Linked DNA regions of Homo sapiens: region 2 is linked to region 1. Evidence: read pairs that join two places in POLR2A ChIA-PET (ENCODE). Cell type or tissue: CD4-positive, alpha-beta T cell. All regions are shown on one strand. Each heading gives the region's core, and the rest is flanking DNA. Links, peaks and the distances in the headings are about the cores only. Region 1 overlaps PLCG1 (phospholipase C gamma 1). Region 2 overlaps TOP1 (DNA topoisomerase I).

The links. Peaks named below come from ENCODE experiments on the same cell type or tissue, not always from the same donor. Only the 100,000 strongest peaks of a DNase experiment are listed, where the experiment ranks them.
Region 2: POLR2A ChIA-PET joins it to region 1 with 5 read pairs; 3 of 35 experiments call an interaction of 5 or more read pairs at or near these places.

The regions. Positions count from the first base shown.
Region 1 is chr20:41,153,647-41,160,126 of GRCh38, forward strand. PLCG1 (phospholipase C gamma 1) reads left to right here. Exons shown (of 32, transcript NM_002660.3): 2 at 5,960-6,112; 3 at 6,224-6,317; 4 at 6,460-6,480. Among named protein-coding and RNA genes, the nearest start is that of MIR6871, 12 kb to the right of the region's middle. RefSeq lists enhancers at 3,781-3,930, 4,427-4,947. In CD4-positive, alpha-beta T cell, for the core only: no CTCF peak of the experiment used is centred there; a DNase peak (open chromatin) is centred at 3,645; H3K4me3 peaks cover 1,806 bases; H3K27ac peaks cover 4,889 bases.
Region 2 is chr20:41,045,351-41,051,830 of GRCh38, forward strand. The region is part of intron 2 of TOP1 (DNA topoisomerase I); the gene reads left to right. Among named protein-coding and RNA genes, the nearest start is that of TOP1, 20 kb to the left of the region's middle. In CD4-positive, alpha-beta T cell, for the core only: no CTCF peak of the experiment used is centred there; DNase peaks (open chromatin) are centred at 2,761 and 3,681; H3K4me3 peaks cover 1,664 bases; H3K27ac peaks cover 2,073 bases.

The sequences.
Region 1 (6,480 bases), core at 1,013-6,012:
AGCACTTTGGGAGGCCGAGGCAGGCGAATCACTGGAGGTCAGGAGTTTGAGAGCAGCTGGCCAACATGGTGAAACCCCGTCTCTACTAAAAATACAAAAATCAGCTGGGCATGGTGGTGTGCATCTGTAATCCCAGCTACTTGGGAGACTGAGGTATGAGAATCACTTGAACCCCGGAGGCAGAGGTTGCAGTGAACCGAGATTGCACCACTGCACTCCAGCCTGGGCAACAGAGCGAGACACCCAGACCCAGAGAAATATTTCAGTGAAAGCATGTTTCATGTTCAGAAATTTGGGGTACTTTTGGTTATGGTTTTCTTGGCCATATCTTCATCATTTGGTGGGTTTAGTTTTCAATATGTCCTCCTGTCCCTTTCTGATTAAATCACTTCTGTATCTCTTACCTCATTGGCATCTCACTGTAGTCCAATGAAGGAGGTGCCAGGAGTGGTGATTCTATTTTGCAGATGAAGAAAATGAGGCTCAGAGAGATGGGTCCAGGCCTCCTGCCCACCTTGCCAGTGCTTTTGTTCATAATACCTCTCTACACCCTTTTTGCCTGCTGAGCGGTTAACAGGCTTATAAATTTGGGGGACCTCTGTCTGTTGGGCTATTTGGAAGTGGCTTTTTTGAGCACAGGGGATACTAGGACACAGGTTCCAACAAGAAACTTAGGTCTAATTTAGGGTCTTGGATTTGATGATTGGGCTCCCTCTCCCCCTTCTAGGGCCTGCCATGTGTCTGCCCCCTAGGGCAGGATTGGCTGGCTCTCACTGGCTGTGCTCTGAGGAGCCCTGCCTTTGCTCTTCTCTTTCTCTTCCCTAGGGTTCCTGCTGTCCTTGAACTCTGCCGGGGCAACAGGAATACTGCCCTTATGCACATCCTCGTGGTGGCCAGACAGGGTGGTTATCCCACTTTACTGGACAGGAAGAGAGCTAGTGGCAGGCCTGTGACTTGGCCTGATGTCTCGGGGGAGTCGGGGTGGGAGCAAGAGTCAAAGACAGGAAGCAGCCCTACCTTCAGAAGAGCCAGGCACACAGATGGGTCCTTTGTGGTTATTGTCTTCTCCCTTTCCCAGGTTCCAGACTGGCTGCCCGCCATATAGCTTGTCCCTTCGACAGCACCCTCTCTCCCCACTCAGTGGATTGGGTGCTGTCCCAGGGTGGGGGCTTACTCTCCTGCAGAGGCAGGTTCTCAGCTGGCCCTGAGGGTTGTATAGCTTCACAGCTCCCAGAGTGCTTGGGCATAGGGTGGCTCAGATGAGGAAACAGGCTCCTCTTTTAAAGGGAAAGCAACTGCCATTACTGGCATGTCCAAAAGGGGGATGCTGTCCAGGACTGCATGGCCCAGAAGCTCCGCTCTGAGTAACTGCTGGTCTCTAATCTCTGTGGTCTCAGGCCAGGAGTCTGTCCCTGGGCTGAGAAGGGAGGGGAGAAGAGGGAAGAGATGGAAAAGGAACATTGCTCTTCCCAGTCTCCCTGGCCTCGTCATATAACCTTTTATTTTACAAATTCAGTCTTGTGGCATTTTGCTTTAATGCTTAGAGCTGGCCCCAGGTGCCAGGCAGCAGGCACATTTCCTTCTGCCCAAAAAACAAAACACACATGAATCTGAGGTTGGGCGTGGTAAGGGCAGGCCAAGGCTGACCGTCCTATGTGGATATCTGTGAGGTAGTGTGCCTACATGTAAGGGTCTGTTGTGGGTCTACTCCCACGAAAGCCTTCATCTTACGATGAACCAGAGAGGACTGCAGACTTGCCAAGGCCTAGCTATATGCTTGGAGCCAGGATTTGAAACTTGATCTTTGGGGATGCACGTGCCTCAGACTATTGGTGAGTGTGCTGGTGGGGCACTGCAGGCTCAGGAAGCAGCGTGTCTGCATATGCTTATCTGTACACAAGTCTGTAAGAGTCCCCCTTCTCCCCATACAATGCCCCCATCCCTGCCAGGCTTCTTTTTGAGCTGGCGAAATAGCTGCTTGTATTCTTCTCTTCATGGATCATCTTTATTTCACCCAAGTTTGGGTTTGCACCTAGTGGAGCCTTGGCAAGTGGCCTTATTTGTCTCCACTACTGCCAGCTTTTGTAGGCTCCATGTCAATGGCACTAGGCACACAGGTAGACAGGTGGGCTGTCTCCAGACTTCTCTATTACCAGCACTTCCCAGCATGGCCCTCACAGCAACCATGTGAGGTAAGAGGAATTTCCAGTTTCCTGATGGGGAAACTGAGACCAAAAGAGTGAGGGACTGCCAAGGCCTCATAGCTAGAATTTAAGAGCTGTGTGGTTCTCCTCACTAAGCTGGGAAGGGGATGGTCAGGGAAAGCTTCTTGAAAGAGCAGGAGAAGGCAGATCTCCATCAGGGCAGGGAGCAGAGCAAGGCCCCAGGATTCTGCCTGGGGCACCAGGAAGCCTGGCTTATGAGAAGGTTCTCAGTCCTCAGAGCTGACATGTGATATACAGTCCAGGCACAGGTGTGTGTGGTCCCTCATTACTTCAGAGCCCCTTAAGAAAGACTGAATCTATTTCTTCATCAGAGTTTGTGAGCGATTCAATATAAGGGACTAAATCCCCCTCACTGCCCCAAGCAGCTTATCTTGTCACTGTCTACCATAGCCACATTTGGAATGGTAATGCCCAGGCCATTCCTGAAGCCCAGGCAGCATTCACTGTGGGCTTGGGGACATGGTGCCATTCCTGAAGCCTGGGCAGCCATCACCATGGGCCTGGGGACGTGGTGCTGGGCAGAATGAATATGCTGCAGCCCTGATGGGCTGTGCTGGCTGGGCTTTGCCTTCTTGGGTCAAGGCGAGCCTGGGCATTAGGCCTTTGTCATTATGCTATACATCAGGCTTCTGGGCTGCTACTTGTGGGATCCTGCCCTTGTTCTCAAAGAGTTCCTCCTTCTCACTGCCCCATCTTCTTCATAGTGACGGCCTCTTCGTACCCCTGGCTTTTCTTTTCCCCAGAGTTCCCCTGAATGTTGTCCTCTCATGGTTCTGAGTTGGGGAGGAGTGCTAGGTCATGGATTTTTGGGTATAACGTGTGACTTTCCTACTCCCCTAAGTAGTTCTCCCCTTCTCAAGCTCCTAAGTTCTGGGAAGGTCTCTTTTCCTGCCCTCCTGACTAATGGCAGAGAGGTCTGACCCAGACTGTGCCAGACTGGATCATTCGCTCTGTCACCTGCCACCAGGGCAGAGGCCATTCCTCTCTGGGGAGTCTCCTTGTGAATTTCTGGGGACCAGCTCTGGCTCTCTCAAGAAAGAGGATGCTGCCATATTTGTTCTGGGAGGCAGGAAGATGAAGGGTGAGGTTGGGAGGTAGCACAGGATGTGGCTTTCAAGAACCTAGTAGAGCATCTCACTGTGCTGCCAGGGCCAGGCTGGTGCCTTCTTACGGAAGACAGTACAAGGGATCAGGTGTGGCCAACAGGAACTTGGGAGCATTGGATGCCTGGCGTGGAGCTGCGCTATGCTTACCTGGTTCCTATCTCAGGCACCTGTTCTGCCTTCAACTGATCTCAATGGAAATATGTGCAGGAGTGCAGGCCTGTTGACTCTGTGTGTGTGTGTGTGTGTGTGTGTGTGTGTGTGTGTACAGTCACACTCACCTTTGCAAGAAGGTGTGGGAGGGGGATGACAGCAGCTCCACACCGGAAGAGCAGACTGGTTTCTGTTTCAAAAGGCAGAGTTTGTGGTTGTTCTGCAGTTTCTGATCTAGCCATTTCCCCTGATGGAAGCTCCTCCTTCTGTCATTGGAAGCCCTGTGTTCTCGGTTAGGTCTTTTATGGCCCAGTTCTCCCTGCCCCTGTTTCTACCCGAGTATAACTGTTCATTTTTGTTCCCCATCCCTATTTGGTTTTCCCTCCTTCTGCCTGTGTACCTGCCTTTTTCATTTCTTCAGTCATTAAGCAAGCCCTGGAGGGGCCCTGCCTGGCCTTAGGTATGTGAGCATGTATGTACGTGTTTGTATGCACGAGGCATCAAGTGTATTAGTACCACAGGAAGGAGCTTCTCAGTTGGGCCCTTGGTGGAAGAGAAGGGAGCCGGGGAGGTGGACATTTCCAGACTAGGAATCAAGATGAAATAGGGATGGGAAGCAACAGCTATTCTTGCCCTAGGTGTGGCTTAGTGTGGATGGAGCAGAGAGGGTGAGAGGGCAAAAGCTGGGGAGGTAAATTCCTGAGCCCTGTCACAAAGAGCCTTCAAGGCCATAGAAGGTGTTTGTTGTTTGTTCTCCTTAGACTGGCAGTGGGCAGCCTCGGGAGGGGCTTGAATGAGGTCTAGGGGGGTCAGAATAATGTTTTATGAAGAGCCAGAAGACTGGGGAAGGATGGCTGATGGGTGAGAACCAGGGGTCAGGGAAAACAGCAGAAAAGGCAGGACTCTCAGCTGGAGGACAGGCTGGAGGGGTTTGCTGAGGGGACAGGTGGTTCCAGGTAGAACCAGAAATGTGTCGGGGAGCTAGGGTTAGGGCCAGAAGCAATGCCCACTGTTCCAGGTGGGATAGATGTGGAGTTTTGTGACAGTTGCTAGAGGGACAGGACAGGAAGAGAGCATCTGGGGGAGTTGGGCCGTTAGGACATTCCAGGCAGGTTGGTGTGCAGTTCGGGCTGGAAGGGCTCCTGGGGTGGGGGCTGGCCAGGCAAATGCTGGCACTGCATCTGGCTCCGAAGTTACCAGGCCAGTCTGGGTTTAGAGGATTTTAAGAGGCTTCAGAGCTTGGGGAGTACTCAAAGAAAGTCATAGCTGTTGGCTAAGCCAAGCTTTTTTCCTTTGACCTAATCTACCTTAAATCGGTGATTTCTGGGCTGGAATGTCTGCCCTCCAGCCAGCAGGCAGCCCCTCCCTGTGCTGGAGAGTGTGTCAGAGCCTGTGCACCTTTGCTGAGGGAGCAGAGGAGTCCATTGGATGGGCCCCCTCCATGTCCCACATATAGTGCTGGGTGTTTCTAGCTGTTACGACTTTTGATCTTACCAACATCTTTCTGATGCTATTGTGTTACTCTTATGTTACTCTCTTCACAGGTGTAGCAGTGAGGTCAGAGTGGCTGTCACTTTATTGAGATCACATAGCTAATGTGAGGTAGAGCTAGGATTTTAGTTCAGCCAGTCTCACCCAGAGCTCGTGCATGTTTTTTCTACCACCCTGCCTTCTAGAGAAACTCAGTCAAGCCCTTTGCTTTACACATGGTAAAACTGAGACTCTGAGAAGTTAAATAAATTATTCATCATTGCCTCAAGTTTTAGTGGCTGAGGGCAGGTCATCTGCTATTCAAGCCCGTGTACCTCTCTGACTATGCCTTGTGAAGGCCACGGGAGCATGCAAGGGCCTTGGATAGCTAAGATAAGGAAATGGTCCCAGGCAAAATGGTGGTCTGGGTCCAGGATGGTTGCTGCTCTTGGACAGCCAGTGCCTTGGTCAGGGGATGGGGTGGGGATTAGGCCCCTTGCTGAGACTTGTGTGGGGATGGCTTTAGCAGTTAGGCATTTCAGGGATGCACCAGTCCTCTGGGCCAGAGCCTACTTTCTCCCAGGGATCCTGAGGCCCATCTTGACCTACCCAGCCCTGCCTCTGGGACTTTATGATTTGATTTGTGTGTACCTTGTGTCAGGAAGTGGTCCTCATGAACAGCCTTGGGTCCCTATTTCTTCTTCTGGAGTCTAGCTCTTTTGCAGGTCAAAATGTCTCAGTGAGGGAACAAAGATAGGGAAGGGACACCCCACAGAACCACCTTTCCCCCATATAGCCCTCTCTGACATCTCAGCCCTTACTTAGCAAAGGCCTATCCCTAGACTCAACCCAGCCCTCTTATTACCAGAGTGACTGAGTGGTCTTGGCTCTGCCTCTGGGGTTCCTCCCTGAGAGAGAGTGTAAGAATGAGGAAACCAGGCTGCCCTCCTTTCGGTGTTGACTCTGGGAGACCCCAGCTTGATCTTGGCCTCTTTGCTACCTTCCTAGTTGACATTCGTGAAATTAAGGAGATCCGCCCAGGGAAGACCTCACGGGACTTTGATCGCTATCAAGAGGACCCAGCTTTCCGGCCGGACCAGTCACATTGCTTTGTCATTCTCTATGGAATGGAATTTCGCCTGAAAACGCTGAGCCTGCAAGGTGGGAGTTAAGGGGGTAGAGGAGGTAGAGGATAGTTAGGGGAATGCCTGCTGGCTCCTGCCCAGTGGGAGGTATGTGCCCTCGGGGCAGCTATTGATACCTTGCTCACAGCCACATCTGAGGATGAAGTGAACATGTGGATCAAGGGCTTAACTTGGCTGATGGAGGATACATTGCAGGCACCCACACCCCTGCAGATTGAGAGGTAAGAACCACTCCTGAAGGGGTTAGGGCTGGGAGCATTAGGGACCAGGGGGACAGGGACAGCAGACCTTTGTGTGCCCAGACATCTCCCAGGCCTGACTGTAGATGGAGAAGTGGCCCTCACCTCAGGCTTCTCTCTCCAGGTGGCTCCGGAAGCAGTTTTA
Region 2 (6,480 bases), core at 576-5,575, 110 kb before region 1:
AGTATGTCTACATTGTTTTATCCTGACTGACATTGTAAGTCCTAAGAGGACTTACAACTGGTAAGTAAAGTTGTGTTTACCAAAGCAGTTGGAAGTTCAGGCAGTTGTACGTTTTATTTGACCCCTTAGAGCTAAACAGGTGAAAATTTCAGGTCCTTTGGATGAAGTAAGTTCTCATTTTATCTCAGCAACCCTATGAGGTAGGTTATGTCTGTTGCGTAGTTGACAAAACAGATGAACTTATATTTATGTACACCTTTATGGATTAGTAGCCTTTAAAATGGTTAGTTTTATCCCACAACTTCATTTGAAATTGTAAGTTTCTAGCATGTTGCCTATAACAAGAAGGTAATTTATTTCTATTTGTTAAATTGTTATCAGTAATAAGTCAATATCCTACTATAAGTGGTAGAGAATCAAAGATTGTAGACTACCAAATAGCACCCAAGAGGCTAATTCATGCAAGGTGTTGCTTATAGTAAAAGCAGATCAGAACTCAGCTGCTGTATGCCATCTGGGGTTATCTTCTCACTTGCACGCTCATGACCAGTGTAGGCTGCATCTTATAAGTAATCTGGCTCACAGTTAGCTAGACATATATTAGTCTGATGGAACAAAATCCGATTGTAGCTTTGACCACTATGAGGACCACTGTCATATAAGGTCTTAGATACCAACTTGAGTAAATTGCTTAAGGACTGGGAATAGATCCAGATTCCTCCAGGTTTAGCTTCAAGTTGTGATCAGTTTTCGTGGGATGCAAGGAGAAAATGAATAGGAATGAAATAAATAGCTGATATTTGAACATTTTTAATGCCCTAGGCAGCGTCTTAAGAATTCTAAGCTTTCATTTATCAATCCTGAGGTAGTTAACATTACTATTTCCAGTAATGTTCACTGGGCCAGTTTACTTTTGAAGAAATTGAATCTCACGGTTTAAGTAAAGTAACTAGCTCAAGGCTATATAGTTATAACTAAGCCACAGAGCAGGGAGGCTAATCTAGGCCTACCTCATGCCACAGCCTGAGTTCTTAGTTGTGATACAAAACAAGGTAAAGGGGGACCTGGGGTGACTTAGTTGCCTCCTGAGAATTCTGGGCTGTGGTGGAATTACCCATCAGACTGGGGGCGCCCATCTCTTCACTTATGATGTGTCCTTAACAGACTAAATGCAGGCTCTGCTGCACTTTAATGTAATTCTTTCCCTATTAAGGGAAGCTTGCTTGCCTTTGCAGCAAAGCCCCCTGGATAGTTTATTTTTTAGCAGTTCAGCTTGTGCTTGGACCCAGTTGTTCCAGAAATCAGTAAAACCTATTTGAGTATTCAAGAAAAAGGATCTTTTTGTTAACTAAGGATTAACTAGAAACCTTATTTTATAAGGGTTCCTGAAGTCTGCTTATTTACTAAGGAATTTCATCAGAGGTGGTTAGCATTTTGTGAACAAGTATGATGTTGTTCCCACTTCAAGGGGAATAAATAACAAATTTAACCAGCTTGCTGCTTAAGAAGCAGAATTAGCAGTGGGCCAGTCATTGGCCTCTCTTCAGAGTTCTCATGTGACTCACTTAGTTTTGCAGAGTGAGGTAGATTTTAACCACTTTCAAGTCAAGTTGATTGGCCATTCATGAGCTGTGTGCAGGGAGAGAAGAGAGACGAGAACAAGTTAGCAGAAAGCTGAGGTGTGTTAGACGGGAGTTGTAGGTAAGTCAGGGAGGATATTCTTCATTTAGACCCTGAGCTTGAGTAAGACACCTTTCTACAGGAGACATTGCGGATACTTTCTAGTTAGTACTAGCGCAGTGTTCTGCAAACTACACCTGCTTTTGTGTGGTCCACGAACTAAGAATGGTTTTGTATTTTTAAATTTAGGCATGTGCCACATAACAAGATTTCTGTCAACAATAGACCACTTATATAATGATGGTCCCATAAGATAGAAGGTGGTATTTTTACTGCCTCTTTTCTGTGTTGCAGATACGTTCAGATACACAAATACTTAACACTGTGTTACAGTTTCCTACAGTACTGTAACATGCTGTACAGGTTTGTAGCCTAGGAGCAACAGGCTATACCATATAGCCTAGGCGGTAGTAGGCTATACCATCTAGGTTTGTGTAAGCACACTATGATGTTTGCATGACAAAATCGCCTAATGACACATTTCTCAGAATGTAGTTGGAGGAAAAAAATTGAAAGGAGAGTATTACTTCATGACACAGGAAAATCATTTGAAATACAAATTCCAGTGTCCATAAATAAAGTTCACTAGAATGTGGCCATGCTCATTCATTTACATGTAATCTGTGGTAGTTTTTGTGCTACTGTGGCAGAATTGAATACTTGCAGTGGAACTTGAATGGGCTACAAGGTGTATTTAGTACCTGGCCCTTCACAGAAAAAGTTTGCTGACCTGATTGAATGTGCTTGTGTGTATCACAGGAAGCTCACCAGGACTCTTGGTATGTAGCCTCTAGCTCCCAAAGGCATCTGAGCCCCACTGGCAGGACTCAGTTACCTGTCTCTGTCTAAGCATGACTCCACCCATTAGCGTCCAGACAACGAAGAAAACTTCTATTTTAAAGAGCTTGACTAACCCCCTCCTTATTATCTAAGTTAGAGTAGCTGTGCCACCCCTTAAGTAGCTTTTCCTTCTTCCTTTCAAATAGGGGTTGGAAGAGTAGCAGGTGAGAACAACCTCTTTCTTCCTCAATTGTAGAGACTCAATAGTCTAGGCTATAAATTAAAAAAAAAAAAAAAAAATTCCCCAGAGGCTGACTCAGCACATGCCTGCCTTTTAAAGGAACAGAGAGACCCAATTGGAATAGAAACTGAAAATAAAATCAGCAGCACATGAATTTTTGTAGGTGGCTCGTATTTGCTATTAATATTGCTCAGAAGACTCAGGAATAAGAAATAATAATGCAGGGTTTCTTCAAAATATGGTTCTGGACAGTGGATTATAGTTACCTGGAGAGCTTGTGTTAAAATATCTGAGGATGATTCCAAGTACCAGGGCTTATACACAGGAATACTTGAGAACCACTGCACTCAAGCATTTAAAATTTTCCTTTTACCTAAATCCACATGGGCCAAGACAATTTTTAAAATTCATAGAATTCATGTGACCAGACGTAAGGGGTCAATAAAGGTCATTTTATAGATCAGAAAACTGAGACCCAAAGCTGAGAAATAAGTTATCTAAAACCCCACCAGGACATTGCATTAAAGGAGTTGCTCTAAGCGTGTCTTCTTACTATTAGAAAGTGAAATTGACTTTTAAATCTGTCACTTAGTTTTTGGCATAATAATAAAACAATGAACAGTCTGTTCTGGCTCTAATTGCGCCTAGAATCTCCAGATCAGAAGACCTTCTTGTAGATCAAGTAACATACTTCTCTGAAAGACAGTTTGTCGGTCCTATCACTGAAGTCTGAATTATTTTTTTGATTTTTAAATATAATTAATTGGTCCCTGGAAATGAGAACCAGAGGAAGATAAGAAGATGAACTTGAATTTAAGGACCATAATGGAAGGAGTGGGATGGGAAAGAAGGCTGTAAAATAAGACAGTGGTTGTGGAGAGACAGATTAAGGTAAGGAGAGAAGGTTGTAAAATAAGACAGGAAGGGGTTGTGGAGAGACAGATTAAGGTAATTGTGGTGTTGTAAAGCCATAAAAGAAATTTAAATGCGGAAGTGGCCTGGAAGAGAAAACATTCTCTGATCATTTAACCCTTTTGTGTGTGTGTCAGTTTGAGGCGTAAAGTAGACGAATAGCCTCCTTCTTGTGTGTCTTTTCCATGGCAAAGCCTTTAAGGATAATAGCTGACCACTAATCTCACACAGCTGCTGATGTTTAAGAACCTAATTCTTGAAGTGTTTTTAAGTCAGTTTGTGGCATTTCTTCTGAACACTTGGGCACTTTGGAAATTGTAGTGACAGGTTTTAGAAATTTGAAGTTGTGTTGCAGAGGTGATAACAAAATTGGGTCTTTGAGCAACTCTGAGTCTTTTAATGCAGTGCACTTCTAAGTTTCCGATGGTATTTCCCCAAGTTTTGAATATTGAAAAGAAAGACCACACTTTGCAAAATAATTGGCAACTTTCATTTAATTCAGTTTGACCCTGTCTTGAACTTGGTCTTTGTAACTTCTTATGAGGGTCTTTTCCAACGGTAACATTAGAGGCTGATTCTGGAACTTCATGGAGGCAAGTCCAGTGAAACTTGGGCAGTTAGGGGGACCCTTTCCCTCTCCCTTTTCAAAGTTACTCAGTCAGCAGCTGCTACTGTTGGGATGGCGCGGTCAGGTGGGTATTATGCTTATTATGAAACTTGATGAGGGCAGGGACTCAGTTTTGGGGCTGAGTTGTATTTCAACACTTAAGTGGCACTCAGTAAATACTTGAACAAATGAATATTGTGAATCCCAACTTCCTTAAGGACAGAAGAACTATTTATACTTGTCTGCCATCTTCTTAGCTAGAGATTTTTTTTTTGTTTGTTTTGTTAGCTTTCAAGTTGAGGTCCCTAACAGGGGAATCCCATAGTTTCAATGATGAACAGGTCCATGACAAAAATTCTTGTTTATATGCAATACACATTTAGGGAGAATAAATGGTCATGTGGACTTTAAAAATTGGAAATGTTACTAGTCTCTTCTCTCATTCTTTTGTTTTGTTTTATGTTGAGGCAGAGTTTCACTCTTGTTGCTTAGGCTGGAGTGCAATGGCACGATCTTGGCTCACTGCAACCTCCGCCTCCGGGTTCAAGTGATTCTCCTGCCTCAGCCTCCCAAGTAGCTGGGATTACAGGTGTGCATCACCATGCCCGGCTAATTTTTGTATTTTTTAGTAGAGATGGGCTTTCACCGTGTTGGTCAGGCTGGTCTTGAACTCCTGAACTCAGGTGATCCACCTGCCTTGGCCTCCCAAAGTGCTGGGATTACAGGCATGAGCCACTGCTCCCAGCCCTCATTCATCAGTTTTTTAAGGGTTTCTTTAGAGCTGAATCCTCCCAGCAGTTTTCTTTCCTTTTGAATTCCAGAGCTCTTTGGGCCTTTAGCCAGAAACAGTCTCTGTCCTGCTTACTTTGAAAGGCTGTTAACTATGCCCTGGAATTTTGGAAATGTTCTCCTTGAGAATTGCTGTAAAGTAGTGATAAGGACTCTTCTGTAGGCTACAAATTGAAACCAGCCACCATTAAGATGGCTCACAGACAGGGTGTCCTGGATTGAAACTGGACCAACGTTGGTATAGTCTGAATTTGAGGAGTAAAAAGAAATATGCCCTTCCCTCTCCCCTAACAGTTGGGGAATACTTGTTTTTACTCCTCAACCATTCCCCTTTTAATGATGACAAGTTTTCAGGCTTTTTCACTGCCTTTAGTTTTGCATTAAGTTCCTGGGAGATTCACACACCCCTGATATTTACTGCACTCCTGGATGCCAGTTTTTTATCACTCAAGACCAGCTTGTTATCTGTCCTAGACAGAAGCCATCTTCTTTTAAAAGTATTAGAACATACTGGGTATAGAGTGTTAAAGAGAATGTTGATTTTTTTAAAACTTCTGCTTTTGGGGATGTGATATGGGTTTGAAAGTCAGGGAGGAAGTAGAAGATGTAAGGGTTTGCCCCAGTACAAGAGTTTTAATAATGAGGTGATAAATATTTTCTTTAAATAATTTATTCACCCATTGTGTTCACTCAAGTGGTTCTAGTGTTCACTTTCCTTATGCGCTAGTTGTATATTTGTATGTCAGAGAAGAGCAGAGATTATCTTTGACAGAAGTTATATTGTGAGTGTCTTTTTGGAGAAGGTAGGTTTTGATTGTGTAACTATGCCACACCTCCATTCCCCATACACTTGACTTGATGATTATCTTTGAAGGAGGAGCCCATCATATTATACAGCTGCCCTAAGTCTCAAATCTATCATCAAAAGGCAGTGTAAAGGGGACTGGCTCAAAACATGGCAAAGAGTCTCCTTTATATCAGAAAGCTCTCTGCCTTTGCTTATAAGGCAGCAAAGGACTCTTCTTCCTGCCCTGATCTGATTACCCTAAAAGCTTTAAGATCATGGAATAGTTGATAAAACAGTCAGTATTCTGTGCTGATGACTTATCCTTTTCTCCCTTAAGAAAGAGTAAATGTTTTTGCTTGGATTGAGTTTAGAGACACCAGATAGAATAAGATTGGCAACACTGTTAGCCACCTGCTGACCACAGCTAAACAGGCATATGTGCTTCTGCATGGGGAATGCTATGGCGTTAACAGTGCCTTCCTTAAAACCTGTAAGTTCGTTAGGCTTCCGGGTACCAGGGTTGTTAGAGTAGGCCACAGTTTACTTCCTTTTTCATAAGTGCTTTTCTTTCCTGGATCTCAGTATAGGAAGGAAAATCAGACAGCATTTCTCAGTTGTTGGCTCGGTGGGCATTGTGAATGGGTATGGTTGCTGCCTCAAATGCACATATACAACCTGAGCTAA